2 separate regions of the Homo sapiens genome follow, and region 2 is linked to region 1. Evidence: chromatin loops called from intact Hi-C (ENCODE). Cell type or tissue: heart right ventricle. All regions are shown on one strand. Links, peaks and the distances in the headings refer to the core of each region. The heading gives the core; the rest is flanking DNA. Region 1 overlaps STARD4-AS1 (STARD4 antisense RNA 1). Region 2 holds the start of LOC105379122 (a long non-coding RNA gene).

Region 1 (15,757 bases), core at 7,905-10,404:
GATGCAATCATTCATTGAACAGTTATTGCTAGTTACCACTTGACATTCACTCAAGTAGACTCTACACACAAGTCAGACTACAGTCAGGTTTGAGATATGTACAACTCAATTGCAATTGTTTTCCTCCAACACCAAACCCCAACTTTGTAGGAAAACATCTTTTCCTACAACAAAGCTAACTACTTCTCCTGAAATACTTCTCTGAATTGATTTTGCAATTGAGAAATTATCACATTTTCCTGTTACTTCTGCAAATCAAATATTGAGGTAATGTAGGCATAACCACAAGGTAGCAAGCAAACAAAATAATTCCTATCCCTCCTCTTAGAGATTTTCTCTGGCTCCATTTATATGTGGTAAAGAGCAAAATGGACAAAACTGTTATGATTCTACTTCTCTTTTAAGCAGATCAGTGAAGGCAATGAGTAATGGGTTTGGCACAGTTCTGCAAAAGTATATCGTGTACCAGCCAAAAAAAGTCTCTCTCTGCCTGTCTGTCTCTTTCTCTTGTTTTCCTGTTTAAGGTTCTTAATATCATGCCATTGCTCTGGAATCGAAATCATTTTCAGACCTTTCTAAAACTTAAAGGAAATAAAAAGCTAAATCACATTAGAAGGGCAGAGGGAAAATACTCCTTGAAGTCCTAAGAACAAACTTTGAAGTCATTGATAGACACAGAACACTGTTAGGCTCTTTTATGTTGCTACATACAGTACCTGTTGATTATGTCATCTCAGGCTCTTGACTTGGCAGCCATTACATATATCAACTAGATTTGTGAACTCCAGAAAAATGCCCATCCACTCTGCTTTGGATCCTACCGCAATGTTCTCCATGGCAGAGTATAAGAAGAACTGCTGTTATGCATTGATAATTTTGCAAAGCATATAAATCAAAGCATGATTGAATGAATGAATGCAGTGCCATCCTTATTAAGCTTTCCTTGAATGACTTCTCCCATTTTTTCCTATTTCTTTAGTGGACTGTACATATGCATGTGGTTTTTACCCACTGTAAGTAATCTTAAACACTTATTAAAGAGAAGTAGTGGTAAATGTAAGACTCCTGCCTACCAAAACATATAGATCCTCATTGCTGTGGGTCTTACAGTGCAGTCTTGGTGAGCTTTCATTCATTTATTCACTCTGCATCTTGTGTGATGCATCTCCTCAGCACCATGTCTTGTATCAGATGCCAGGAACACAGAGATTAACAAAACATGGTCTCACCCATGAAAGACATTAACATTATTGGTGTTATTGAATGAGAGGAGCTAGATAGCCAGGAGACATCCCAAACCCTCCAGGAAATACATTAATGGAGCAGGACCCAAAACCCAAGAGGAAATTCTGGCCATTATTGAGCCTTAAGACAGCCCTATGAAAGATCTCGGTGGTACCATTTAATGGACTCCAGGAAGGCCGTTCCACTCTGAAATGTTTCTCACGTAAATGTAAAAATACATATGTATACATATTATATAGAATGATATACACATCACATCTATACAAGTCACACAGAATTTCTCATTCAGTGATTTTTTTTTCTTTTAGATTTTGGATTGCTTTCTCTTAAAATGCAAATATCCTTGAGAGGTATGCCATATGAACTCCTTTATTTTTGACCGTGGAAGACTTTACCAAACAGAACTTTTTACTCCAAAAGGACATAATGAAAATTCCAGGATTGTTCTGGTGTCACAAAATGGCCAGGAAGGGCCTATAAAATGGAACATCTTCCTTCTGAACAGCTACTCACTTGGATGGTTCCTTTCTCGGTTTTCAACATAAATTCATAAGCCACCACTTTTCCACATCCCAACTAAACTCTAACTTTTAGAAATAGGAAAAGATTGTGAAGAGATAGCCTGATGAGCAGGAACACAGAGGACATACATAGATAGGGCCATTAAATGAAGTTATTCACTGTGTTTCTACGTATTCCAAACAAAGAAGTTCTGCCCTTTGAACGCAGACAAGTCATCAGCTTAAGAACAGTTGGATTGTTTGTAACTAAGAAGTTGGGCACAAGAGACATTTCACTATAGACCACTCATATGGTATTGGGGTTTGTAGGCCATCCCCTCCAGGCCTCATAAGCCAACAATGAACCTGAAGTTAGACAAACCTGAACTAACCTAAGCTCACCATAACTAACATTAGTTCTAAGGAAATACTCCTAGAATTTTAGTTCAGAATTTCAAACAGTTTTCCCACCCCTTTCCTCAACAACCACATAGTCTAAATAGTGAGAATTCTTTCCTTCTGCTTTATTTTATTCTCCCTTTCCCCTAATTTGACATCTTGAAACCTCAACCCAAATTCTTGAAACTAGCTGTAGGAATTTTATGTCCAATGAGTTCCCTCCCTTGTTCCCTCCTTCCTTCCTGCCTTCCTCCCTCCCTAAATTTGAAAAACATATAATGTATTTTCAATATTTCAAGGTATATCAAAGATTATTAAGACATGTTTAGATTGTTAGTGTCTTAGAATTTTTGACACAAATCCAAGCTAGATATGTATTTTTCTTATTAAAATTACAATTTTGACAATATATGTGATCCATTATTGCAGTATCCAAGAAGCTGGTAATGTATTTACAAATTTATTTCTGGGTTGATTTATTTAGAATTGTAATTGTCTTATTTATTAACATATCTATGCTGCTTTATTACCCTGAGGTTTTCAATGACTATGAGACTATAAAAAAAAAACTAGAGAAAAAAGGCCAGGCGCGGTGGCTCACACCTGTAATCCCAGCACTCTGGGAGGCCGAGGCAGACGGATCACGAGGTCAGGAGATCGAGACCATCCTGGCTAACACGGTGAAACCCCATCTCTAGTAAAAATACAAAAAATTAGCCGGGCGTGGTGGAGGGCGCCTGTAGTCCCAGCTACTCGGGAGGCTGAGGCAGGAGAATGGCATGAACCTGGGAGGCAGAGCTTTCAGTGAGCCGAGACTGCTCCACTGCACTCCAGCCTGGGGAATAGAGCGAGACTCCATCTCCAAAAAAAAAAAAAAAAAAAAAAAAAAAACTAGATTAAATAAATGGAATAATGAATAATACAACCAACATTTAAGAAATACATGATAGTTGAATTAAAACTTTCCAGCATATCTTTTATGATTGGTTGTCATCCTAAACAGAAAAATATATCAAACCTTCTCTTCAGCCTTGAATAGAACATTTAACAACCATGAAATAGTGTTATCAATGGATAAAAAATAAATTTGCCTTAAGAATATCTATATTTAAAGACATATATTTCATATAACTAATAGATAATTCAATGATGTAAAAGATCGAATTGCTTCTTTAGTCCTCATTTTGGGGAATGATTATACAATTCTATGGGGTTTTCAGGTCTTACACCTTTGTTATCATTTGTTAGTCTTTTCTCTATCTATGGAAGCTTTCACGGGCCAACCAAGGAGCGGCTTTCTGAACTTCTTTTTCTTTTGACACAGCACTGGGATCAGAAACCCTGCAGAGTTAACTGTGTTTGCTCATTAGTCAAGAGAATGCATAGTTTCAGGCTGATTAAAACAAGATTTTCTGCAGAATGGGGCTAATTTTCCAAGTGCCATGATGTAAATTCCCCTCTGCTTCCCTGTCCCCACCATATCCTCTCTAGACTGGATTCATGAGAAGCAAATAATTCTGTAACTTTCCACACCACATCTTTCAGCTGAAGAGACTCAAGCATTTTCTGGAAACAACACGGAAGCAGGAAGGTGTAACTCTTCCTACTCATTCATCTCAGGCTTGCCCATGACCCTGGGCAAGTCCCATCACATCTTGGTTTCCACATAGGTTGAGCTAAGTAGCTAATGAAGCTCCATAGGACTCTCATCCTTTCACTGCTGTTTGCTTCATTTATGCAACTTAAAAAAAGATCTTTATTTTTAAAATTGAATTTAATTTGTTTTAATGATCATACAGTAAAGTCACTTTTTTTCTTTTGAAGTAGAATTCTATGAGATTTAACATACATATAGATTCATGTAACCACCACCACCATTGGGATACCGAACTTTTCCGTCTTCCAAGAAACTCCCTCAAGCTATCCCTTCAGAGTAACATCCCCTACTTATAGCCCCTGGCAACCACGGATCTGGTTTCTATTCTTGTAGTCTTGTCTTTTGAAAATGTCAAATAAATGAAACATATGTAACCCTTTGAGACTGGCTTTTCTGACCCAGCAGAATGCTTTTAAAAGTTATCTAAGTTGTTTAGTATAGTGTGTTCCTTTTTACTACTTAGTAGTATTCCATTGTGTGAACGAACCATAGTTCGTTTATCCATTTGCTCATTGAAGGACACTGAGTAATTTCAGGTTTTTGGCGGCCACAGATAATGCTACTATGAACACATGTGTACAGGCTTACACGTGTGTGTGTAATATTAGTTCTCCCCATTGTAGGATAAATGCCCCGGAGTGGGGTTGCTATCAGTGGCAAGGGTGTGTTTAGCTTTATAGAAAACTATGAAACTGTTTTCCAGTGGCTTTACCAGTTTTCCTTTCTACCAGGAATGTGTGAGAGTTCTAATTCCTTACCAGCATTGGTATTGTTGGCATTTTTAATTTTAGCAATTTCAAAAGGTGTGTAGTAATGTTTAATTGTATTTGAATTTATCTAATGGCCAATGATGTTGAACATCTTTTCATGTATTTATTTGCCATCCTTAAAACCTCTTTGGTAAAATGCCTGTTCAAGTCCTTTGCCCCTTTTTTAATTGGATTGTATGTTTTCTTATCAATGAGTCTTGATAGTTCTTCATATATTTTGGGCACGTAGCCTTTGTCAGATAGATGATTTGCGAATATATTCTTCAAGTCTGTAGCTTATTTCTTCATTCTCTTGGCAGCATATTAAGCAGAGAAAAGATTTTTGATGTAATGAGGTCCAATTTGTCAATTTTTTGTCTTTACAGATGCACCTTGGTGTCAGTCCTAAGAACTCTTCACCTAACCTTATGTTATAATATTTTTCTCTAAGAAAATAATTTTAAAGAAAGAAAATGCTGTATACATAAGGACATTTCTTGCAATACTATTAGTGAATGGTGAAAACTGAAATAATCTTGAGTTGCCACCATAGAGCAATGGGTACGTAAATTATGACTCTATCATCCTTTGGCTATGGAAAATATTTATTAAGAGTGTACAATAATGTTACAGGGAAACAATCATGACTTAAGTTAAAGTAAGATGCAATTATATGTACTATATGCCCATAATAACAGGAAAACAAAAACAAATACTGCTTAGAAAAGAGATGAGAAGGAAATACGATAAATACGTTAACAAAGGTAGGCTAGAGTGATGATGCTGGGTAGCTTTTTCAATGTTTTCTACTTTTCTATATTTCCTTAATTTTCTTTAAATATATTTATGAAATAAACCAAAACACACAATTTTATTTTTAAAAAATTCACTCACGGCCGGGCACAGTGGCTCACGCCTGTAATCCCAGCACTTTGGGAGGCCGAGGCGGGCGGTTCACGAGGTCAGAAGATCAAGACCATCCTGGCTAACATGGTGAAACCCCATCTCTACTAACAATACAAAAAAAAAATTAGCCAGACGTAGTGGTGGGTGCCTGTGGTCCCAGCTACACAGGAGGCTGAGGCAGGAGAATGGTGTGAATCCAGAAGGCGGAGTTTGCAGTGAGCTGAGATGGTGCCACTGCACTCCAGCCTGGGCAACACAGACAGACTCCGTCTCAAAAAAAAAAAAAAATTTACTCGCTATTTTGTGTCAGATGTGAGAATAAGCACTGTTTTATACTGAGTCTTCCTGCTCTGTCCTGACAGGTTGGTCAATTGGCCAGAGGAATAGATATTTGAAGAAAAAGGTCTTCCTCCCCTAACTGGGGTAGAGTTAGTTGCTGTAGAGTTGCAGACGTGGTGAGGGATAAGGGTGGGAGCAGGAGCACATTTGATAATTCATGGGGACAGTGGCTGTAGCCTCCATACAGACCCTATTCCCATTTCACTGTCTTGTCTACTACCTCAAATTGCTACAAGTTAGGAATTCTCGAAAAACACTAGACTTTTGTACAGAGAAGGGATCATATTCATTTAGTCACGTGTAGGGCCCTCTGTGTGTCAGAACCTGGGTCCTGTGATACCAAGAGGACTAATGTACAGCTTTTATCCTGTAGGCCTTCACAATCCAATGATTCCATCCATCATCCAACATGGGAAAGGCTGCTCATCACTACTGCAGCTAAATAAGCACTCTCTGCTAGAGATCGGCTAAGATTTGAAAATCACCTTTTATTTAATGTTTCCCAAATAGCTACATGATTTTATTTTCTTGGTCTTCTACCCTAAGCTGTAAAACTGCTGTGCTTTTTTTCTTTTTCGAGATGGAGTCTCACTCTGTTGTCCAGGCTGGAGCGCAGTGGTGTGATCTCAGCTCACTGCAACCTCCACCTCCTGGGTTCAAGTGATTCTCCTGTCTCAGCCTCCAGAGTAGCTGGGACTACAAGCACATACCACCATGCCCGGTTAATTTTTGTAGTTTTAGTAGAGACGGGGTTTCACCATATTGGTCAGGCTGGTCTCGAACTCCTGACCTCAGGTGATCCACCCGCCTCAGCCTCCCAAAGTGCGGGGATTACAGGCGTGAGCCACCCTACCCAGCCTGCTTTTTTCTTAAATCAAGTTGCATTTCACACCAGTGCAGTGCTGGCTCCAGAGGAGGCAGGTAATCACCAGTGTTCTCCAGGAGGATAGGGGACATCCTCACCTTGGATAAGGAGCAGAATCAACAGGCTTTATTGAGTCATCGAGTTTTCTCCTTTCTACTTGGCAATCTAAGCTAACCAAAAAGCCTCCCATGCACCACACCTGACAAAATTAATTTTCTGTGGGTTAATCTTAAAATCCTTAGGACTCACTTGAATGGCTCACCTAGGAAATACAGTACCCACCTGCAGTGTCAGAAAGGAAACAAAGCACAAAGGCACAGATCACCATGGAACAGATCACTGTTCAATGCCAGCAGGCAAACAAGGCTGTCATGATCGGAGGACAAGGGCAAGTCACTGGTGATGTGCTTCCCTACCAGAAGGAGGACACTCTTCATGCGGCATGTTGCTGCCCGTACCTTGGTCACTTGACCTGGGAGCAGGGATATGCTAATAAAAAAGGAGGGGCTCATTCCATTTCTTTTCCATGCACGCTTGTTTTGAAAACATTCTGAGCCTTGCAGATTACATGATAATTATACTTAAGGGCTGCCAAGGAACTTCAGGAATAATTATCATATGATTTGCAGGTTTTCAAGCTCATGATAACACTAATGCTGAGAGGCCTTCTTTAGTCATTCACAGCAATTATCCTTCTCCAGAGTGCACTCGCTTGCAATCTTAGATTGTTTCTTGAGCCTGATAAGAAGCCAAAGAGGCTAAATGAGACGTGTTTAAAGGAGGCCCAGTGATTTGGGGGGATGTGAAGCTCCATTGGTCACAACTGGAAGGCCATCCAAATCAGAGCCTGTCACTGGAGCCACATGAAGATTGCAATTTAATAAAATCTAACACCTGCTTAGAGACCATTCTTGTAGTGGACACAAAGTGCCAGCCTCTAATACTCCTTCCTTACTCTTCATGGAAACCTTGAAGAGTGATTAAAAATAGTACTGTTTATGTCTCTGACCACAGAGCCAGTCATTTTCAGCACTTAACTGAAATTGCTCATGATAGTGTTTCTAACAATGGCCACATAAGTGGCAAATCCCTTAAGAATTTTGCCCTCTCAGCAGGTGGCAATCTGCCACCTTTATCTGATCATTTCTCTCCTCCTTTGGCATTGTAGACACCATTTTTTCCTGGTTATGACCCTACTTCTCTTTATCTTCTTTGTCGATTGCTTTTCCACTCCAGGGAGTTCTGTGTTTGACACACAGGAGGTGTGGGTAGTTGTTTACTCTGTAAATAAGTTGTTAGCCGTGCAGCACTGCCAAGGAATTGCACCAAATGTGTATGCATTAGCAGTTAAGAAGAGCGTGTGCAATGTGAGTGAATGGAGTCTGGTCATTTGTCATCCAATGCCTATTTAGCACCTGTTATGTGACAGATAACAGGCCGGCACTCGGATCATAACCCGGAGCAACATAGTCAGAAACAAACACAATTTCTCTCCTTGGTAAGCCTGGTCTGTTGGGAGGTTTTGATAAGTAAAAAGAAGACTGAGAGGCCGGGAGCGGTGGCTCACGCCTGTAATCCCAGTACTTTGGGAGGCCGAGGTGGGTGGATCACCTGAGGTCAGGAGTTCAAGACCAGCCTGGCCAACATGATAAAACCCCGTCTCTACTAAAAATACAAAACCTAGCCAGGCATGGTGGCAGGCGCCTATAATCCCAGCTACTCGGGGGCTGAGGCAGAAGAATCGCTTGAACCCGGGAGGCAGAGGTTGCAGTAAGCCGAGATAGCACCATCGCACTCCAGCCTAGGGGACAAGAGCAAGACTTCATCTCAAAAAAAACAAAAAAGAAGACTGAAAAAACATCAAAGAGATCTATCAACTTCTTGCTTGGAGGATGAGAGCAACCGTACCCAGACTTTCAGGTTGAGACTTAAAGGGTGATTAAGATTTGGAGAAAATTAAGAAGCATAAGCCAGGTATGGTGGCTCACACTTGTAATCTCAGCGCCTTGGGAGGCTGAGGCAGGAGGATTCCTTGAGGCCCAGAGTTTGAGACCAGCCTGTGCTACATAGTAAGACTTTGTCTCTACAAAAAAATTAGCTGGATATGGTGGTGTGTGCCTGCAGTTCTGGCTACTCAGGAGGCTAGGGCAGGAGGACTGCTTGAGCCCAGGAGTTGAAGGTTACAGTGACCTATGATCGTGCTACTACTGCATGGTAGCCTGGGTCTTGCACATTTAGGAAGATTTGGAAGAATGCCCAAGTAGGGTGCAAGCAGTATGCTCAGGACACTCATTTTGCCTGACAGAGAACTTTAGGTTACCTGTGCTTAGAAGCACACAGCTACAGAAGGACAAGGGCAAGTCACTGGTGATGTGCCTTCTTACCAGAAGGAGGGCACTCTTCATGCGGCATGTTGCTGCCCATACCTTGGTCACAAGAAAACAGAGAAGTAGACCAGTTCAACCACAGTGAGAAGAGAGGAGAGAGCATATCTATTTGAAGCCTGATGACTGAGGCTTTATAGGACAAGTGAATCTTCACAATTGTGCCTTGTGAAGGCAACCGGGTATAAGGTCCCTTTCCTTGCAAGATAATTAATAAGATCCCCACAAGAGGGCGCCCTGGTAGAAGAAAGTCCTGGCTCATCCATTCACATCCTGTGCGCCTGACTCACTAAGCTCCCTCGGGGTAAACCAGGACCTTCAGAGAGAGGCCCCAACACGAAAACATCCCTGATGATGAAAGTAATGGACACTGGCCCACTGAAGTTCCTGGGGAGCTGAATCACAGGTGTTCTTGTGATTTCACAAACAAAAGACTCCTCTTATAGCAGCAGTGCTCTATTTTCTCCTAAGTCATATTCTGTGGGAGCCTCCCACTATTTGTAACAGTACTCATTAAGTTCGTACTTAACAAGTAAGCAATGAGCTGCTGTCTTTGGCCTCTAGAAAGATTCAAGGTGAACCTTTTGTCTTCTTTCATTTCACACCATACACATCAACATCAGATCTGCTGCAAGACCAAGAGATTGTATATTATTTTAGGTGAAATAATACAGTCATTTAGGCATCCCTTAGAAATATGCCTAGAAACTAAAGTCCCTTAGAAATTAAAGTCACTTAGTTTCTTAGTGATACTATCTTGGAATTCCCACCCATTTCCTCAGGAAGTGCTATTAGCAGTACAGGATGCAGAATTTAGTCTAATGAGCAGACAACATTGTGGGTGTTTTAAGAGCAGGCTGTGTCTTGAAAAAACAAATGGACCTGTATTTTTCTTTGACTAAAGGCCCCTTATTGGAAAGGTGCTCCCCGCTCCCTGCAGGTGTTGTCATGGTAACATGTGATAAATAATGGATATTAACTGATAAGGCCCTTACTTCCCTAGGCTCTTTCCAACTCTCTAAGAATGTTCTCACAATTTCATATTGTAATTCTGTATTGTTTTTCTTAGAGTCCCAAATTATATATGTTTCATGCTGCTCCCACAAAACCTTAGTTCCCCAGGTGTTAATTTTATGACAGCATATCTAACTGCATCCTCTGAGCAGCAGAGCACCTGTCAGTCTCTGCTAGATTGAACATGTCTAGGACAATAGCAATTGTTTCCAATTGTACGCATTTCCACCACCTTTTCTCCCCTGGTTTTTCTTTAAGCGACTGTTGTATCAAAGCGAAGGAAGGAAGTGACTAAGAGAAGGAAATTATGCCTAAGTCATTTTAAAAGGGCATTTTTCAAACGACAAAACTTTTTCCCAAGCAGGGGTTTCAGGCTAGGCTAAGGACAGTGTGGATCGAAACACAGATCCTTAAGGAGTTGAATTTCTTCTTTGCCGTGCTCCTACTCCTCTGCATACAAATTGTTCTTTGAGCTTTCACTAGTTTTCCCATTGTCTTCTCTGCATTCCCAAGCTCACTTAATTCATGGTCTGTCTGCCTCTCTGTCTCCTTTTTTCCTTAGCCTCCAGAGATGTGCATGCCTACTTTCTGTTTTCACAGCTTCATTTCCATCTCTGGCACGTGAGAGCCTCTGTGCTGGATGCAGACATATTACCTTTGTTTTCCTGGAGTCATCCAACTGCTGCCTGTTTCCAGCAGCTCCCTTCACATTATTTGACTCTGTATCATTGCCCTCAGCCACAAGGGTTAGCAAGGCTAATGGGTACAGTGAACTTAGCCTGTCTTTTTGTATTAATACATCCCGCCAGGAAAAATCATTTACAATGGCATTTAGGCTTTGCAATGGGAAAACAGGAAAGAATCTCGTTCTTTGTGGTCTCAAGCCCATACTGGCAGAGGCTGAGTTGCTATGAAATTTCCAGCTTCAGGCAGAGAAGGGAAAAAGTAGAGGGCACACCTAAAATACAGGAATGCACACGGGTGCACGCACCCTTAAGCATGCATTACGTTTGCCCAGTAATGTATGTGCACTTGAGTGCAAGCCCCAATTCAACCTCTTTCTATGTGTTGGATATATGTATGAGAAGAAGCCTTTTTTTTTTTTCATTTGACATTCAGTTAAGCTAAAAGCAAAAACAACCATCTGTACTGCCTTTGATAGAGTAGATTGTTAAAAGCTGTTCCCTGTCAGACCTTTTCTTTCAGCCTTGGTGAGGAGACACATACACATATGACACTTCTGTCATTCACATATGAAACACTTGTATTTCAACAAAGTCACAGGTCCTCTATAAAACCATCAGGTTAAATTCTAAATTCTTCCCAATGGCTGGCTCCTATGACCTTTGATTGCCATAGCAAAATGGAAAGCATTCACTTCACTTTTTGGTCTTGTGTTTTGTATGTATGTGTTTTTGTTGGTTTGTTTGTTTTTGCCACTGAGGGCACCAAACATTCTTTCTGATTGTGCTCCACATTTTTCATTAACAGTTGCATTTAAGCAGTTCATTCTAATTCTTTCCGTTGTTCCTGTTCTGTGTGAACTATCTGCTGGCAGTTACCATGCCAACCCCAAATCCTGGGGTCCTGCTGCTAGATCACAAGCTGCCATTAGCATATTTTTAATACCACCTGATTGCCCTCCAAAGACCTTCTACTAGCTGATCTCCATTAGCTTACAGTGTCAAGAGATTTGATTGCATATTTACAGTGTGGATCAGGGAGAGAATTTGCTGAGCTGCACAGTTAGTCTCCCAGGTTTAGCTTTCCATGAGTGCCAGGTTAGTTCCTTGGGTCCCATTTAAGGAGAAGTTCATGACAATTTTCTGGTACATGGAGGTATCAGTTCTTGCTTCCTAGAGCCAACTTACTATATAATATGGAACACCAACATGACCCTCAAACTTGCCGAAGACTTCTCTTAGTTTTAATTGAAAGATCAGCAGCTCTCCAATGTTTAGGAACCTGGGCAGGGGTGCTGTTACCATCTTGCTTTTTCTAACTTAAGCTAAACTGAATAAAGGAGGCAATATTAATCAGAAGTCAGATTCTCTTCAAAAAAAGGTTAGAGAGAGAACAGTGAATTAGAAGTATTTGAATAATTAAGAGTGTTAACATGATAGATTATTTTAATGAAACAGTTAAGAGCTTTTGAAATGAAGTTGCCATTTAAAGTCCTGAAGATGCTCAGCAACCAGTGAGCTAAGTAGATGGATTTTGACACCTAAAGTTAAGATAAGAGAAAAATAAAAAATAAATAAAATGAAGACAAGAGGATGTTTTAAGATGTGATTAAATTTGAATAAAGCAAAACAAGATTAAACAGTGGTTAAAAACAATTTAGTGCAGAGGAACCTTGCAAATTCAAGTGGTTACGGGGAGAAGACAGAGAAGGAAAATGAATGAAGTGAGCTGAATGAAAGAGGATGGAAGACAATGGGCACTGATTTTCCACTGCTGTGGAAACACAAATGACATAAGCATTACATCAGTCCAGAGAGTGCTGACCCCATCTAAAGGGAGTGTTTTTTCATTTGCTATCAGGAGGGCCCAGTGCTGCCAGATCTTCTCATAGCTGAAGAAAGTTTGAAATCTCACTGTACAGTTCAATGGTGTTAAATGCATTCATTGTGTTGAGCAACCACCACCATGATCTATCTCCATAAGTCTTTTGATCATGTAAAACTGAAACTCTGTGTTTATTTAGCAATAACTCTCCATACTCCTCTCTCCCTGATATGGTTTGGCTGTGTGTACCCACTCAAATCTCATGTTGAATTGTAATCCCCAGTACTGGGGGAGGGACCTGGTGGGAGGCGATCGGATCACGAAGGTGGATTTCCTTCTTGCTGTTCTTGTGATAGTGAGTGAGTTCTTACGAGATCTGGTTGTTAAAAGTGTGTAGCACTTCCGCCTTTGCTCTTTCTCCTGCTGGTCATGTGAAGACATGCCTTGCTTGCCCTTCACTTTCTACCATGATCGTAAGTTTCCTGAGGCCTTCCCAGCCATGCCTTCTGTAACTGCAGAACTGCGAGTTAATTAAACCTCTTTTCCTTGTAAATTAACCAGTCTCAAGTAGTTCTTTATAGCAGTGTTAGAATGGATTGATACATTCCCATTCCCTAACAACCACTTTTCTACTTTGTCTCTATGATTTTGACTGTTCTAAGTTGCTCATATAAGTGGAATCATACAGTATTTGTCTTTTGCGACTGGCTTATTTCACTTAGCATAGTGTCCTCAAGTTTCATCTGTGTTGTAGCATGTGTAAGAATTTCTTTGCTTTTTAAGGCTGAATAATATTTCATTGTATGTATATACCACTGTTTGGTTATCCATTCATACCATTGATGGACACTTGGATTGCTTCCACATTTTAACTATTGTGAATAAGATTGCTAGGAACATAGGTAAAAAAATGTCTCTTCAAGATACTGCTTTCAATTCTTCCTCTTTTTTTCTTTTCTTTTCCTTTTTTTTTTTTTTTTTAAAGTTATGGGATACATGTGCAGGACGTCTAGGTTCGTTACATAGGTTTACATGTGCCATGGTGGTTTGCTGCGCCTATCAACCCGTCAACTAGGTTGTAAGCCCTGCATGCATTAGGTATTTGTCCTAATGCTCTCTCTCTCCTTGCCCTATACCCCCCAACAGGCCTCAGTGTGTGATGTTCCCCTCTCTGTGTCCATGTGTTCTCATTGTTCAACTTCCGCTTATGAGTGAGAACATGCGGTGTTTGGTTTTCTGTTCCTGTGTTAGTTTGCTGAGAATGATGGTTTCCAGCTTCATCCATGTCCCTGCAAAGGACATGAACTTATTCTTTTTAATTGCTGCAGCTGCTTTCAGTTCTTTTGAGTATATACCCAGAAGTAGAATTGCTGGATCAGATGGTAATTCTATTTTTAATTTTCGAGCCACTACACTGTTTTCTATCATGGCTGGCATATTTTACATTCCCATCAACAGGGCACAAAGCTTCCGATTTCTGTACATCTTTGCCAAACACTTCTTATTTTCTGAAGTTAGTTTGTTTTTGGTAGTCGCCACCCTAAAGGGTGTGTGGTGGTATCTCATGGTAATTTTGAATTGCATTTCCTTAATGATTGGTGATGTCGAGCATCTTTTCATGTACCCATTAGTAGTTTGTATATCCTCTTTGGAGAAATGTCTATTCAAATCCTTTGCCCATTTTTGAATGGGGTTGTTTATATTGTTGGAGCTGTAGGAGTTCTCAATATATTTGTTAATCCCATACTGGATGTATGATTTGCAGATTTTTTTCTCCATTCTGTGTGTTACCTTTTTACTCTACTGATACCTTTTGATGCACATTTTTAAAGAATTTTTATGAAGTCTAATTTTCTCTTTTGTGTTTGTGTCTCTGGTATTATTAGGTTGGTGAAAAAGTAATTGAGGTTTTTGTCATTACTTTTAATGGCAAAAACCGCAATTACTTTTGCACCAACCTAAAATATCTAAGAAATCATTGCCAAATCCAATGCCATGCCATTATCCCCCTATGTTTTCTTCTAAGTGTGTTATAGTTTAGGTCTTATATTTAGGTCTTTGACATATTTTGAGGATTCTTTTTAACTTTCTAAAAAAATTAATTTATTTTTAAGTGACAAATTATTGTGTATATTAATTAGGTAGAATGTGATGTTTTGATTTACGTATACATTGTAGAAAGATTCACTGGAGCTAACTGACATATTTATCACCTTATGAACTTATCTTTGGGGTGAGGACATTAAAATTATATTATTTTGGCAACTTTGGAATATATAACACATTATTATTAACAGGCAGTACAATTATGAATCATTAAAACTTATTCCTCCAGTCTAACTGAAACTTTGTACCCTTTGATCAACATCTCCCCGTTTTCTATTTCCTCCCCTCGCTTTCAGCCTCTGGTAACCACCTTTCTACTTTGAGTTAAATTTGTAGCTAGTGTCAGGTAAGGGTCCAGCTTTTCTCTTGCATGTGGATATCCAATTTCCCAGCTCCCTTTGTCGAAAGACTGTCCTTTCTGCATTGAATGGCCTTGGCACCCTTTCAAAAATCATTTGACCGTATATGTGAGGGTTTTTCTGGACCTTCTATTCTATTTTATTGGTCTATATGTTTTTCTTTATGCCAGTTCCGCACTGTTTTTATTACTCTATCTTTGCAGTAAGTTTTAAAATTAGGAAGGGTGAGTCATCCAGCTTTGTTCTTCTTTTTAGAGACTGTTATAGCTATTCAAGGTCCCTTGATACTCCATATGAATTTTAAGATAGATTATTCTATTTCTGCAAAAAGTATTATTGGGATTTAATAGGGATTGCACTGAAGATCACTTTGTGTGGTATAAAAATCTCAACAATATTAAGTCTTCCAATCAGTGGACATGGAATGTGTTTACATTTATTTATGTCTTCTTTAATTTCTTATAGCAACATTTTGTAATTTTATTGTTTAAGTCTTTCAGCTCTTTGGTTAATTCGTAAGTATTTTACTCTTTTTAGTCTTGTTGTAAATGAGATTGTTTTCATGGTTTCTTTTTCAGTTCATTGTTAGTGTATAAAAAATCCAATTAATTTTTGTGTGTTGATTTGTATCCTGCTCCTTTGCTGAACTCATGTATTAGCTCTAACAATTGTTTGTGGAACCCTTAGCATTATCTACATATAGTAACATGATATCCACTGTGAACA
Region 2 (15,757 bases), core at 4,507-7,006, 270 kb after region 1:
TTCTGTCAAACTACTCACCCTGCCACTCTGGCTTGTACCTCTGCTCTCTTTAAAATAGCTAAACGGAATTAGCATAGACTGTGTGGTCCAACCCTAGCCAATAGGGGAATGACACAGCAGTATGGGCTACCTGTGTCAGGAATAAGAACCCCTTCCCCTCCCTTGTCCAGGTGTGTTCCCGCCATTACTCCATCTGCAAGTCGTACCCTTCTATAGAAGTAAAAATTGCCTTGCTGAGAAAATTAATGTTCGAGCACTATTTCTTTGCAGCACCAAGGAACAAGCATTTTGCTTCTAACATATTCTATGAAGTTGCCATGAATACTGAATTAGCAAATAGTGAACCATTGCTCCTGGGGAAAATATGGGGTTAGGTTCCTGCAAGCCTCTGGTCATAACATTTTCATCAACAGATGAATATAACTTTGTGTTATGTGTATTTATTTTTAAAGACACCTTATTTAATATACATTGTTGATACATTACATTGAACTTACAAGCAATAGCATTATATCTCAAGCCTGAATGAAGCTTATTTAACTCATATTTCTCCAAGAGGCACATTGTGGCCTTCTTGCACTTAGGAATACTTGACAGTATTTCAGGACTACACTTGGAACAGACAGACATTAAAACTGGAGATTTTAAGAGAGCTTATTAATTGGTAAGTCTTGAAGAATGTAAATAAGCCTCACTTTCAGTAATTTAAAAAAATTGCCACAGATACTGACAAAGACTCTCTCCTTGATCAAACTTTAGTCAGATTTTTGAGCTCTCCTCTCAACTAGATCTCCACCTAGGCCCCTATTCCTTGCCTGGTCTCCATAGCTCACATTTAACAAGAATCCTGCTAAGTCCGTAGAGAGAGAATCTCCCACTTTGACATCTGATCACCCTGACCGTCAGAAGCCATTTTAAACAGCAAAATCACCAACAAACAGCTCAAAATGTGGTACTAAATAGATCACAAAAAAAAAGTGCTTGTGTACAGGATGAAAGTTGATACAAGAAGGCAGAGCGCCACCTTGCTTAATCTCAGTTAGGGATGTGCACGTTGAACAACTTAAATTTCTCACTGCTCTGTGCACGTTTGCAAATGACTGCAAAAGCTTCACAAGTATTGATTTTGGAGCTGCAAGTAAGTCTTAGAGAGTAGGCAAATTTACAAATATGAAATCCACAAATGATTGGGATTAACTATATATACATATAGTATGATTACTAAACTATGTGTGGGAATGATAAGCACCAATTTCAAGATAATGATAACCTCTGGGGAGATGGGAAATGGAAAAAGATGATGCAGGGCTAGAGCTGATTTTTTTTTTTAATTGGAAAGAGACAAAACTGGGACATATATGGCTGATCATAAATATGTTACATTATTGTTAGTGCTTTTCTACACATTTAAAATATTTCATATTTAAAAATAAAAATTATAGAAGTGTGATCTGTCTGCCTTTATGGTTTCATTGGAGACTATTTACAAAGCTTAATTTGTAGCTGAATTATATTAGATAAGATATAAAGAATTTTTGTGGAAAAAGTTGTCAGTGATTGAAGTGGATTATTGATAGAAGATAAGGAAAGTCTCCAATTAATGATGTTGCCTAAAAACAAGAAAAATCTAATCCTATAAGTATATTTTAGAAACAGAGATGAGAAGTAATTTAACCAGAAGTTTCTAAAGTCAGCTGTACTGTAAAAATAACTGGGTAACTTTCAGAAATATAAAGACAGTCCTCTGAATCCCCAGTCTTTCAGATTTCAGTTGGGTAGGTCTGAAGTCAGTGTTCTTCAAAAGCACACCAAGTGCATTCTGATATATAATTAGGTTAGAGAACCACCAGACTAGATGTTAGCCTTAGACCCAGGGCCACTGCTCTGCAATACTTCAGAAGATACCATGCACACAGCACTCCGCTGGTACCTCTAAGAGCTGTGCAGTGTAGCAGCCCTGTTAGATTCTCATGCTTTCTTTGTTATATTATTTTTGTATTCCTGATTAGGACTATGAGGAATTATAAGATCTAATGAATCATTTAAGACTATAGAATCTGAAATGTAGCTCCAGACACAAATATTTTTAGCTCCGTTTTATCATTCCCTTCTTTAAAAAAAAAAAAATCAACTCCTGTCTTTGGTTGCTTTCAAATCAAGCATGTGTACATGAAAAACAAAACTTTTCAAATGTGGTATAAATAGATATAATGGAATCCTAGTTAAAGTCATTAATGTAATCATATTTGGGGACACAATTATATTTCTAAATCTGAATCCAAACACATCAAAGGAAAAATATTTAGAACCAGTCAACATCAAAGAAATTTCTTGACCAAAAAAATGCAGACAGTTTCTCTATTAAAATGTCTGTGTTGGTATTTTTTAGCTGAGCCTGTTTTTAAAAAAACAATAAAACAAGAAGCAAGTAGAGCAGAGATGTGTGTTGAGTTTCATGTCCTTTCTTTCTCCCTTTCTCTCTTCACCAAACTCATTCAGCATCATTGTCCTTGCTTTGGTATTAGCAGCTCCTTATTTAGCTCTCTCTTGCCTTCACTTTTTGCTTGACTGTGGCTTAGAAGAACTCAGAAGAGGGTATTTATAGGAGAAGAAATATTTATGTATTTTTTTTCTGGAAGACAAAAGCATCTTGTGTTGCAGTAATATTACGTAGAATATGCTGCTTTGTAAACAGTACCAACAACCTCTTCTACTATGAAAATGCTTAAAATATTTTCTGTATATATATTTTAAGTAAACTTTTTATTATTTTTAAACCACAGCTAATTTGCAAACTAGTTAATCAAATTTTGAATCAGCAAGAGCTGAAGAACACAGGCAAATTCCATTTAGTGTGGACCAGCTCATTTCAGACCAACCTTCCCATTGAAAACAACTAAAAAAAGTAGGAAATATGGAAATCAAGTCTTTGAAGGCATTGGAAAGTTATCAAAGCAGTGAAGACTTGAAAGTCCAAGGTCCTGGAGAGAAGGGGAATAAAGAATAATGAGCTCAAGATTTGGTGTCACTTTTCCCTGGAGTTATTTGTAAACTTACAACAGATAACTAAAAGACTGGGAAGCTAGAAATCAGTGACAGAGACTGAGAAGCTGAGAAGACCCTTAGGCAGTTTGATATAATAGAATTAGGGCAACAAAAATTTGAGTTTAGAGCTTTCAAAAGAGGAGAGACCTCGGTAAACATCCAGGCTATCAATCGGGATTCCTGAAAGGCTTACATGCTAGGAGTAAAGTCAAATGGAAATATACCAGTCCTTACAAAGATTGAAACACAGCTTCATCTCTGTTCCTATTAGACTACTGATTTGCCCTTACTGTAGCTGCCTGCATAAATCCAAAGTGAATACGCTCTAGGAAAACATCAAATCATTCAGAGTCTGAAATTTTCTCCATAACTTTCATGGATAATGTCCACCATGTAAATTAAAAAACAGTACTTGGTATACCAGTGAACAAGCTCAAATAGTCAACAATTAACAGAAAATAATTGAAAACAGAAACAGATACACAGGAAATCCATATATTGTAGTTATGTGACACAGACTTTAAAATATTTGTCATTAGTATGCAGAAAAGTATAAATGAAAAATGGAGAACATCAACATATCACTGGAATCAATAAATAAGAATCAAGTAAAAATTATAAAACTAAAAGCCATATGTTTTAGTCCATTTATGTTGCTGTAAAGGAATACTGGAGGCTAGGTAATTCATTGAAAAAAGGTTTATTTGGCTCTGGTTCTGAATCTGGAAAAGTTTGAGATTGGGCATCTGCATCTGGCAAGGGCCACAGGCTGCTTGAACTCATGGGGGAAGACTAAGGGGATCCGGTATGTGCAGAAATCATGGCAAGAGAGGAAGCAAAAGAGTGAGAGGGTAGGGGTCAGGTTCTTTTCAATACCCAGCTCTCACAAGAACTAATAGAGTGAGAACTCACTCACTGCCTCCTCCAAGGGAAGACATTAATCTATTCATGAGAGATACAACCCCATGACCCAAACACCTCCCACAAGACCCACCTCCAACAATGGGGACCAAATTTCAACATGAAATTTTGATGGGTCAAATAAACCAAACTACAGCACCATACATGTTTGCATGTATCTCTATCTTCCTATCTAATCCCCAGTCTAGCTCTGTCTCCTGACAATTGGAATTAACCTGAATTTTAACTTTAATTAAAGTACTCATATATATTTATCTTTATCAATATACTTTTTCCCTAAGAAAAATGTCCAGTTGTTAAAATAGAATGATATAAAGAGTTCAATAAAAACATTACATATACCATAATTTCTAAATGTGTATTATGTTATTTAATAGACAAGTATAAAAATATTAACTAGGATTGTCTATAATTTTATTATTAATGAAGAATGTCTGAGCTGAGCGCTATAAGATTATAGTCTAAACTGTGGGTTATAGATAAGTCTTTGGGTTTCAAAATTTCACTAAATTCTTATTGTTTTACATATCCTGGCAGAAGTCCAGAGTAATTCAATGTGTCTTCTGAGTGAAAAATCTCACGATCTTACTTATTCTAATAAAATCATCACTCTGTAAAGTCAGATGACAAACAGGAGCTTAATCACTACTTTTTAAAAGTAGATGTTTCCTAGATACAGATGTATTTTTAGGTATTTTACAAGTTTAGTTTTAGTGTAGCATGTATCTAAGTACATAAATACATGCATACAGATAAATATCTACTTTAATTGGTTCACAGATTAATGAAATTAATACTGATTTTTCTAGAAATTCTGAGGGACCAAAGGTAAGAGTGGCACTAATGGAAAATGGGAAAGAAATATGTTTTAGCCCGGCATGGTGGCTCAAGCCTGTAATCCCAGCACTTCAGGAGGCTGAGTCGGGCGGATCACGAGGTCAGGAGATCAAGGCCATCCTGGCTAACACGGTGAAACCCCGTCTCTACTAAAAATACAAAAATTAGCCTGGCGTAGTGGTGGGCACCTGTAATCCCAGCTACTCGGGAGGCTGAGGCAGGAGAACGGCATGAACCAGGGAGGCGGAGCTTCCAGTGAGCAGAAATCACGCCACTGCACTCCAGCCTGGACGACAGAGCGAGACTCCGTCTCAAAAAATAAATAAATAAATAAAAAATATGTTTTAGAGCCTAACCCCTGTAGACCAATATTATCTTTCCCATTATGCAATGACGTGCCAAGAAATTAAGTAACCTAGTCATGGGCACAAAGCTAGCAAACAGAAGCATTGGGATGGAAACACAGCTCTTTTTTAATGTTTTTTGAAAGCCCATGTTTTTTCAAACACATTGTACTTTTTTATCTATAGAAATATGTTGATGGAAGGGCACATTTATGTTAAAATTGGTAAGGCAATAATCCCATTAGGAATTTAATGGGATTTTTAGATGAAGTCTATTACATTCCTAATTTGACTGTGGCCAGAAAGTTCATCAAAAGTAGATCTCATATTTCAAAGGTGTATAGAATTCCATACGTATTTTTGTATCTATTATTTATAATCTTTTCCAGGTGAATTTAGCACACAGTTGTTCCAGTTATGTAGCCTTGAGTGCATAGGTGTATAGTGTATACATTGGTTACAATAAATAAATTATGTGAAGCAAAACAGGAGTAAGACATAGGTCTTTATGTAAAGTGCTATGAATAGTTCAATAAATGCATTACATATATCGTCTATGTTGTTATGTGTGTTGTGCTTAATTCATAGTCACAGAAGAGATATACGTCTCCTCAGAACCTAAGTGTTTCCTTAGTCAGAGTTAAGAACTGTGATGTATTACAGCTAAAAAGTGTGCAGTTATGTAGACTCTATTTTCCTTTTGCATTAAACTGCTTTCATATTCTGTTATCATACATGCTCATTAATAGCAATGTTAGATCCTTTGACATTTAATGGATTAAAAATAAAACTCAAATAAATAAATAAATATAGAAAAATAAATAAATAAATAAAACTCTTCTTTATATTTTCAGAAAAGGCCTAGGCAGCAATGTTCATATCAAAGCAAAGTGCTCATTGTTTCTACCTCTAGTCTTCAGTCCAAATGGATACTAAGTATTGGGGTGGGAGAATAGGACAGGTCCACAGCTGCAAACTTCATTATCTTCCATAGCTCCCTATGCTTTTTTCATTTTAACTCCACAACTGCAATGACATGTTTTTAATTTTGTTTACTGTCTCTCTTTCTAGAATACACTAACAAGCAGGGAATATGTGATTGGCACATGAAAGGCACATGCAGAATTCTTGATTACCAAGAACAGAAGACACTAGTTTATTGAAACAGAAAGGATTTTTGGTAGCTCACAAATCTCCTGGAATGCAAGAAAATCAGATGTGGATACTGCGTAGTCAGGAAGGATGTAGGTAGGAAAAATGCTCAGTTCACATCATGAACTACTCTAATAAAACCACTGCAACTGCAGCCCAAAACTTAGCCCTGAGCATGCTTAGGTATAAACACAACTATCTACCATCACAGTGGTTCCAGGAGAACCAGCTTCTAACTCCATGGTGCTTGTCAGGAGGTCTATTCTCTATCCGAGGCCATAGCTTAAAGTTTCTCATTTTAATATTCAGGTCTCCCTCAGGGACATCTGATGGGTGGCACCTAGGTCATATGACTGCACTCTAACTGCAAGGGAGTGTGGAAATATAATCTTTTTGCTCGTTTGGATTTTTTTTTTTTTTTTGAGACAGTCTTGCTCTGTCACCCAAGCTGGAATGCAGTGGCACAGTCTCAGCTCACTGTAACCTCCGCCTACCGTGTTCAAGCGATTCTCCTGCTTCAGTCTCCCAGTGAGAGGTGAAGCCACCTGGGCTTCTGGGTCACGTGGGGACTTGGAGAACTTTTATGTCTAGCTGAAGGATTGTAAATCCACCAATCAGTGCTTTGTGTCTAGCTAAAGGTTCGTAAACGCACCAATCAGCACTCTGTAGAAAACGACCAATCAGCAGTCTGTAAAATGGACCAATCAGCTCTCTGTATAATGGACCAATCAGCAGGATGTGGGTGGGGCCAAATAAGGGAGTAAAAGCAGGCCACGCGTCACCACTGGCAACCACTCAGGTCTCCTTCAGCACTGTGGAAGTTTTGTTGTTTTGCTTTTGGCAATAAATCTGGCTGCTGCTCAGTGTTTGGGTCTGCACTGCATTTATGAGCTGTAACACTGACCATGAAGGTCTGCGGCTTCACTCCTGAAGTCAGCAAGACCACCAATGCACCAGAAGGAAGAAACTCCAGACGCATCTGAACATCTGAAGGAACAAACTCAGGACACACCATCTTTAAGAACTTTAACACCGCAGGGGTCCGTGGCTTCATTCTTGAAGTCAGTGAGACAAAGAACCCACCAGAAGGAAGCAATTCTGCACACACCAGTAGCTGGGATTATAGGCACGTGCCAGCATACCTGGCTAATTTTTGTATTTTCGGTAGAGACGAGTTTTCGCCATGTTGGCCATGCTGGTCTCAAATTCCTGGCCTCAAGTGATCCACCTGTCTTGGCCTCCCAAAGTGCTGGGATTATAGCCCTGAGCCACCACACCTAGCCGGAAGTATAATTTTGAGCTTTTCCCCCATTTTAGTGGAAGAAGGTAAGTTGAAAGAGGGTTGGAATGGGTATGGAATAAGCCCACATGTAATGTACATTACAATAGCCAATTAATATTTGTTGGGTTGCCTTATTACAAATAATATTTTCTTATTTGAGAGTGTATCCTTATGCACTGGGGTAAAATTGGCAAATAGATATTTTCTTAAACACTAATTCTGATTGCTCGTTAATAGTTGGCTAGATATTTTCTTAAACACTAATTTTGATTGCTTGTTAGTAGTCGGCTTTCCCATGTCCAGTGGGAAAAATGTTGAGATTGATCAGTGATGTTTTCCTTATATAGTGAAGGATTATTACTACTCTAAATGTATGTTTGATAAAACTTCACTAGTGGAATAATGGGCACTGCTGCATACCATCAGTGTAAGGGATGCACACGTTTGGTTTGCTTCCTACCTATACTTGTAGTTTAATGTCAAGGAACCAACATGTTACACCAGAAGGGTTGTTTGGGGCTACTAATATTTTCTTAGTTCCACTTCATTAATACTTGTCATGAAGACAAGGATCACTGGCAGAGTCAAAGATTTTTACAAAATGGCTACACAATGCCCAAGTTACTGAGGAACCAGGCTGCTCCTCCAAGGTTATGAGGTCATCCATTTACAGTGCTTTTCCAGAAAATGGTTATGCCAGTTGCCCTTCAGATTGAATAAAACCTGTGTGCTCTAGGCCGGGTGTGGGGGTTCACACCTGCAATTTGGGAGGCTGTGGTGGGTGGATCACTTGAGGTCAGAAATTCGAGACCAGCCTGGCCAACATGGCGAAACCTTGTCTCTACTAAAAAATACAAAAATTAGCTGGGTGTGGTGGTGTGCACCTGTAATCCCAGCTACTCAGGAAGCTGAGGCAGAAGAATTGCTTGAACCTGGAAGTTGGAGGTTGAAGTGAGTCGAGATGATGCCACTGCACTCCAGCCTGGGCCACACGGGATGACTCTGTCTCAAAAAACAAAAGAAAACAAACAAAAAACAACAACAAAAAACCTATGTACTCTCTGGAGATCCAAGACAGTACCAAAGGCACAAGAAGTATGTTTTCCAGAGGTTCCTTCAGAAAACTATTTCAAATAATGCTTCCACAGCACCTTTTGTATTTTTAGGTAACTTGATACAAAATATATATTTCCTTTAGAATTTTTTTTTTTTTAAGACGGAGTTTCGCTCTTGTTTGCCCAGGCTGGAGTGCAATGGCACGATCTCGGCTCACCGCAACCTCCAGCTCCCAGGTTCAAGCGATTCTTCTGCCTCAGCCTCCTGAGTAGCTGGGATTACAGGCATGTGCCATCATGCCCAGCTAATTTTATATTTTTAGTAGAGATGGGGTTTCTCTGTGTTGGTCAGGCTAGTTGCGAACTCTCAACCTCAAGTGATCCACCGCCTCAGCATCCCAAAGTGTTGGGATTACAGGCGTGAGACACCGCGCCCGGCCGGATATTTGTTTTCTAGGCAATAGGTGAAGAGGAACTTTGGAGTTTGGGGTGGGAGTGAGGGAGTATGGAGGGGATGTGCTACTTTGGGACCAAGTAAGAGTATTATAGAAAAAAAAATTGTTGAGTATATGTATAACCTATATGTCTCTTTGGAAAAACCACAAACAAATATTAATTCCCTAAAACAATGTTTACCTGCTGTCCCTTGGATGACTTCAGCTTAATTTCACACTTAAGAGCCTTAAAGATTAGAGCGCTTAATTACAGCAATTACCGTTGATTGCTTTGGAAATAAAAAAAATGACTATGTAATACAAAATCATTAATATTATACTTGGTGGAGTGGTGTTATTATTAATAATAATCTAGATACTTGGGTCCCTATCTGAATTTTTAGCATGATAAAAAAACTTACTGCCTCAAACAATTTGTTGTATCACTAAGATATTATTACATTCAACAAATATTGAATAAATGACTACTGTATGCCAAGGTTTGAAATAGGTAGAGGAGCTATCATAATGAATAAGACAAGTTCTCTCAGGAAGGTCACAGCCTGGTGGACAGCACAGATAATAGGCATTACACAAACACAACATCATAATCAATGTGCATGTGATACTATGGGATCACAGCCTGTAGATTAGAGAGACATTTAGAGGGGGAGACAGCTGAGCTGAAGCTAGTTGTTTTCCAAGCAGAGAAAGACAAGGTCATTCCAGGCAAGGAAATAAGGGCAAACCATCATGAAAGAGCATAGTGTATCTGGAAAAAAAAAAACAAAAACATATAATTCTATGTGGCTAGAACATTGGGTACATGTTGGGAAGACACAGAGATGAGGTTGCAAAGCAAACCGTGTTCAACTTGTGAAGGACATTAAGCGGCATGCTAAGGAGTTGAGACTTTCATTTTGCAGTGAGAGACCAAAAAAGGGTTTTCAAGCAACGTACTGACATAATCAGATTTGTATTTTGTAAATGGAACTCTGGCAGCCACATGGAGGAAGAATTGGCAGGGGGAGGCTGGAGTCAGAGAAACCAGTTAAGACTCTAATTCAGAAGACCAAATGAGAGATGATTATCATAAACATGTTTCTGCAAGATAATCTGACACCCACCGGCCCATAAAGACAATGTAATGTGCCTTGACACTTCTGGCTTCTTCCCAATCTGCACCCACATATACCTAGTTCCCTTTAGGTTTTTGACCTTTGATTCCAGATTATGTCCCTTTACATCTGCTCTTTCTGGCTTCTAAGCTCAATTCCTCCATCAAATTTCTTTCTCTTTCTTGCCTCACAATGGATGCACTCAGAGATCAAATCCCTTGTAAATACCTGGTATCTGACTCTCAGTCTAGACTTTACCTGAACTCAATCTTCTGAGCTGAGGGATAATAGCCCACTCACCCTGCTATTTTTCTGTGTTGGATGACAGGAGATCTAGACATTGACTAGCTACTGAATTTATCCAACCCATTCCTAGCTTTTTAAACTCAATGACTTCACCCACATAGCGTGCCATGGGCTGGAAAAGCTCCCATGGGAAACACAGATGAGGTATTGACTACTATACCAGCTCTTACAGCCCTGGACTGGGTGTACAGTGCTGATGAAAGTGACTCACTCAAGAATGAAAAAATTTCCCAAAAGAATCTAGACAGATTCTTGTAATTAGCACTGCCACTCAGGAAAACTTTCCTAGATCTTAGGTCAAGCTTGTCCAGCCCATGGCCCACAGGCTGCATGTGGCCCAGGATGGCTTTAAATGTGGCCCAACACAACTTTGTCAACTTTCTTAAAATGTTAGGAGTTTTCAGCTGTTTTTTTTGTTGTTGTTGTTGTTCATCAGCTATTGTTAATGTTAGTGTATTTCATGTGTGGCCCAAAAGAATTCTTCTAATGTGGCCCCCTAAAGATCGGACACTCCTGTCTTAGGTTAAAGCCAAGTGAAGTTTAAAAGATCTTACAATGACACAGAAGGAGCTAACACCCTGGGTTAAGATGGATTTCTCAGAAACAAACAAATAAACAAAAGGTGCCACTGGAAGAGTCAATCCTAAATCAGGCAAAGGATACAAACCTCAGAGCCCCAGAGGAAAACATTGTGGCTTTCCTGAGGAATCAAGAGATAGCGAAAGCTGAAATGGGTGTTGTCAGCCATGATGATCTCATCTTCTGATATAAAGAATCAACAGTTTATTTGGCTGAGTCACAAGCCACAACACTCAAACTTGAATGTGAATGCAAAGACATATTTATTGGCACAAAGCCATTCTCCCTCCAGCCTAAGCTGCTTTAAGAGAAGGTGTGATTAGGGGTGTGGCTGAGGTCTCTTTGTCTCTAATGGCTAGATATACCTGTTTGAGTATGCTGAGGAATTTCAGGGAGATGAACTCAAACTTTTATGGTTCTGTTGCATACAGGTGCCCAATTTATCATCCCATCAGTTCCATGAAGGATGGGGACACCATGATTCTACTGATAAGAGTTATACAGAACCCACAGTAATAAAGGAAAGCTAATGTGATTTTATTGGTGGGGCCTTTTGGACTAATTTAATGTACTATTATTGTTACTTCTAAACTTGAAACTACAGCAGAAATTGATGTGTTATTTACTTGTACTTCCCTGTTCCATAAGTGATGGAAGGAATTCTCCTATATGGGAAGAGCAACATGTAGAAAAACGCTAGTTTAAATCAGCCATCTCTCTGGCCCATTCCAAGCAGGGCCCCCAAACCATAATGACCTCTACAAGCTACAAGTCTGTGTAACTGATGATTTTGCCTATTGGAGTCTCTGGCAAAGGGAACCTTTACTGAAAGCTTCCATCTGGAAGCGCATCTGTGGTTTTACACTCATCACTTTACTGACATGGCTACTGGGTACATCCCTTTTGGAAGTACCAATTAGCTTTCTACTGGGCTTACCCTTCTCTTGGTGGCTATCAGTGGTTTCTCTCCTCCACTGACATCCTCACAGTTTCTGGTGTTAATTGCACCAGTTCCATCAGCCAACTCAGGTCATACCATTGGGCCATTGAAACTAGTCTATGGCATGTCTTCAGTTTTTTAGTCGATCTGGAGTCTGAAAATGCATGGCTTTTATTACAAAAGCCACTCAACAATGGGCTGGTTGTCAACATATTTGATGGGCTTTTCGCTCTTCTCATCATCCACAGGCATCCTGTATCAGGGCATGTTGGAACATCCTTCTCAAAAAACAATGCCAAAGGATTTTTGACTCTACCACTCTTTCCTCCCACCGGTTCACCCACTTGTGCAAGACAGTTTGTTCACTGTAGGTGGCTGTCCCCAGAAAGGAATCATCTTCTCTCAGCCTCTTCCTGAGTTATAACTAAAATGAAAGCAGTATGGGTATTATCCAGATCTGTTTTAAAAATTTGAGGTTCTATCCTGATCATTCCTGGACACAACACTTCTTTCTTTCTGTTAATGGCAGCCTCAGGGAAGTCTGGTTGGCACGCCCTCAAGATAGCTGCCAGACAAAAAGGGCCTAGAGAATAAAAACTTATTTCTGGTGCCACTATCTGGCCCTCTTGTGGGGTTGACATCCCCCACAAGATAAAGGTCACTGGGTTGAGTACACTGCTTGCTGAGTGGCCCACGTAGGCCAAGTGTAGGACAAAGGGTCTCTATGAGTGTTATAAGAACGCTTTCTACCTTCTGGATGTATTGGAACCTTCTGGACGAAAGGTCTAAGAGTGAGTAGGAAATGATTTATAACAAAGTGAAGTTACTCTTACGGGAATGGAACATAAAAACTTTGTGGCAGTGGAGGTAGAGCCACAACCCTGGCCTCTGGGGAAGGAAAACCTTAGACCTCAGTAGGTACAGAGGAAAAAAGGACATTAATGAGCTATGTCTTTCAAAACCACCCTGGGGCTGGGTGTGGTGGCTCAACCCTGTAATCCTAGCACTTTGGGAGGCCGAGGCAGGCAGATCACTAGAGCTCATGAGTTAGGGACCAGCCTGGACAATATGGCGAAACCCCACCTTTACAGAAAAACAAACAACAACAACAACAAAACATTAGCTGGGGGTGGCATGAGCCTGTAGTCCCAGCTACTTGTGGGTCTGATGAGGTGGGAGGATTGCTTAAATCTGGGACGAGCTTGCAATGAGCGGACATAGCATCACTGCACTCCTGCCTGGGTGACAGAGTGGTACCCTGTCTCAGAACACAAACAAACAAAAGACCATCCTGGAGGCTTCCTCAGGAAGGAAAATGCAATAGTGTGGCTCTCCCTATAACCATTGCAAGCACTTTAAATAACTTCTGTGTCTGTCATTCTCTACCAGATGGTTCTGACCCCAATACAGTTACTATTTCCCTTAATTTTACTGAGAAATCTTAGAAACAACAGGGGAAGGTCTCAGCTGCTACGCTTTCCAGGCAAAATGCCTGATAGCATCTCTGAATCTCTTTACCACTCCCATTCCCATAGCCAATACGCAGTCATTCCATGGTAGGACAAATGCCACCCAGGTGGTACCTTGAACAAACGGGGCAAGTTGGACTCTTCAGGAAGTTCCTCCAAAATCAAGGATTAGACTCAATCACTCTAAATAAGAGTAGAGCCCTAACCTGGCTTGGAGGCCACATTGGAAGCAGTGTTCATCTGTCCCTGACTAATGTAGCTCCCGCCAGGCAGGCTCCAATGATTACAAATAAGAATTACTTCCCCAGGACTGTACTACTTGTGCAGAAGTCAGAAATGGACTTGCTTCCCTCTTTAAAACACTGTTTTGTACCTTAAAGGTGTTCATAAAAGACCTGAAAATGTTTAAAGAAAAACCACCTATACATCACGTAGCCCTCAGATGACTGTGAAAATCTCTCCAAAATGAGGTTACTTTTAGTTACTCAAGGAAAATCCTCAGAGGGATAACTGACTTGTTATTTGTGTGCACCCTCAGGACAGTTTATCCTACAATGGCAATTATTCCATGAGAAAAGCCAATACAAAATGTTTTTCTGACTTTACCTAAACTGATCAATGATACTACTTTAGCGCCAAAAGGCATTTAGGTCAGTCTCAATTCACTTTCCAGGGTTGTTATGAATGACAGAATCATTCTAGACTTTTCTCCTTGCAGACCGAGGTAAAATCTGTTCATCACTAATAAATCATACTGTATCTGGATTAATGCCTCAGGCCAAGCAATTTAGGGAGAAAACCACTTGATTTTCTACAGTAAATACTGATGGTTTATGGGATTTGTAGAGTTAGTTGGGTTTGATACCCTGGGGACAGGATTGAGGTCAGTACTGCAGGATGGCCTCATCCTATTGTTTGAAGTTCTGATGGTGGTAACCTTAATTAAATGCTATCTAAGACTACTTGAACAGATTTGGTCCCAGCCTCTGTCAGTAAGATTGATCAGCGTGGCTGATGGAGTGGCATACTCATGGGAAAACTCATTAGAAGCCAAGGCAATATAGAAATATGCGGTGGGTATTAGTGGGAGACAATACTCCATAGGTCCCTTTTGTTTCTGCATGTCTTTGAGCAGAGGCACTGAATTCCTTTGTTTCAGACTATAGTTTTGAGATATTTGTTTATGTTTATGCAGCAAACAGTCTTGGAAGATAGAGATGGTGTCTCCCTATAGGGCAAAGGGTAGGCAGTTTTACTCCCTGTTATAAAAGATTCAAATTCCCTAAGCTCAGGCTCCTCTCCTGTAACATCAGCCTACTGAATGCAGATGTCACCTGACTTTTTTTGTGTTGCCCTGTGGGAACTGGAGTAGAAAACTAGAGCAAATGCCAGGAGATTCTAGAGCAAATGCTGGGAGATACTAGCTACTGCTATTGCCATGAGTAATTAAGTATTTAATCCTAACTCAGGAGTCTTATGTCTTCTGTCAGCATCCATGAAGTAAACTTGTAAAATTATAAGTAAGATAAAATTTCACATACTTCACAGTTCTTAACAGCTACCCTATGGCAACTAGGGAGATTCATTATCAAATACCATGGCTCTCTTTAGTTCTGTCATTGATCTCTCTGATGCTTCCAAAAGTAGAACCATACATTTTGTAGTTGAAGCACCAAGATATGAAATAGTTATTTTCAAACTAATAATATTTTAAGTGCCAGAAAAGATCAACATCAGGCCATAGACTAATTAAGAAAATGGCAAATGCAGTAATATTTGGAAACATATCCAAACAAACTATTTTACACTCTCACAATATATTCCAGCTATTGAAGCCATCCCTTCCTCTTTGGGTACTTTTAAAACTTATGCAGATAATTAGCAGAATGTAATTGAAAAAATGTAGGGTGAAATATTATGAAACTTGAGTTGAAGAGCCAGTTTTGCCCATTACTGGCTGTGGAACCTTGGACAGATTACCTCCCACTGCTTTGCATCTCAGATTATTCATCTTTAAGATGTGTATTGGAGTGGGAAAAATGAATTCATTTTGGTAGATAATTTTTCCCCCCAGTTCTTATTTTCAGTGAATAGTAGGAAGAATTTATAGCCAAGTGGGGAATTATGAAGTTTCTTTTCCTCCCTATGTTTGCTTTAGCAGGAGGTTCAGACCAGGAATAAAGATTTTTACAACTGTCTACTTTTCTTTGCACATGTAAGCAAGATCTGTTTTAACCTTCTTTGAATTTGGGTTCACATTCCAAGAAGGCACCTC

The links. Peaks named below come from ENCODE experiments on the same cell type or tissue, not always from the same donor. Only the 100,000 strongest peaks of a DNase experiment are listed, where the experiment ranks them.
Region 2: a loop joins it to region 1, with 2.4 times the contacts of the local background. A loop is called at or near these places in 12 of 110 quality-filtered maps.

The regions. Positions count from the first base shown.
Region 1 is chr5:111,541,449-111,557,205 of GRCh38, forward strand. All of the region lies in intron 1 of STARD4-AS1 (STARD4 antisense RNA 1), which reads left to right. Among named protein-coding and RNA genes, the nearest start is that of STARD4, 37 kb to the left of the region's middle. RefSeq lists an enhancer at 8,985-9,064. In heart right ventricle, for the core only: a CTCF peak has its summit at 9,272 (motif pointing right); a DNase peak (open chromatin) is centred at 9,313; H3K4me3 peaks cover 1,024 bases; H3K27ac peaks cover 2,158 bases.
Region 2 is chr5:111,819,253-111,835,009 of GRCh38, forward strand. It overlaps LOC105379122 (a long non-coding RNA gene), which reads left to right and starts at 7,517. Exons shown (of 3, transcript XR_007058900.1): 1 at 7,517-7,625. It also overlaps a transcript of NREP not described here. In heart right ventricle, for the core only: no CTCF peak of the experiment used is centred there; no DNase peak of the experiment used is centred there.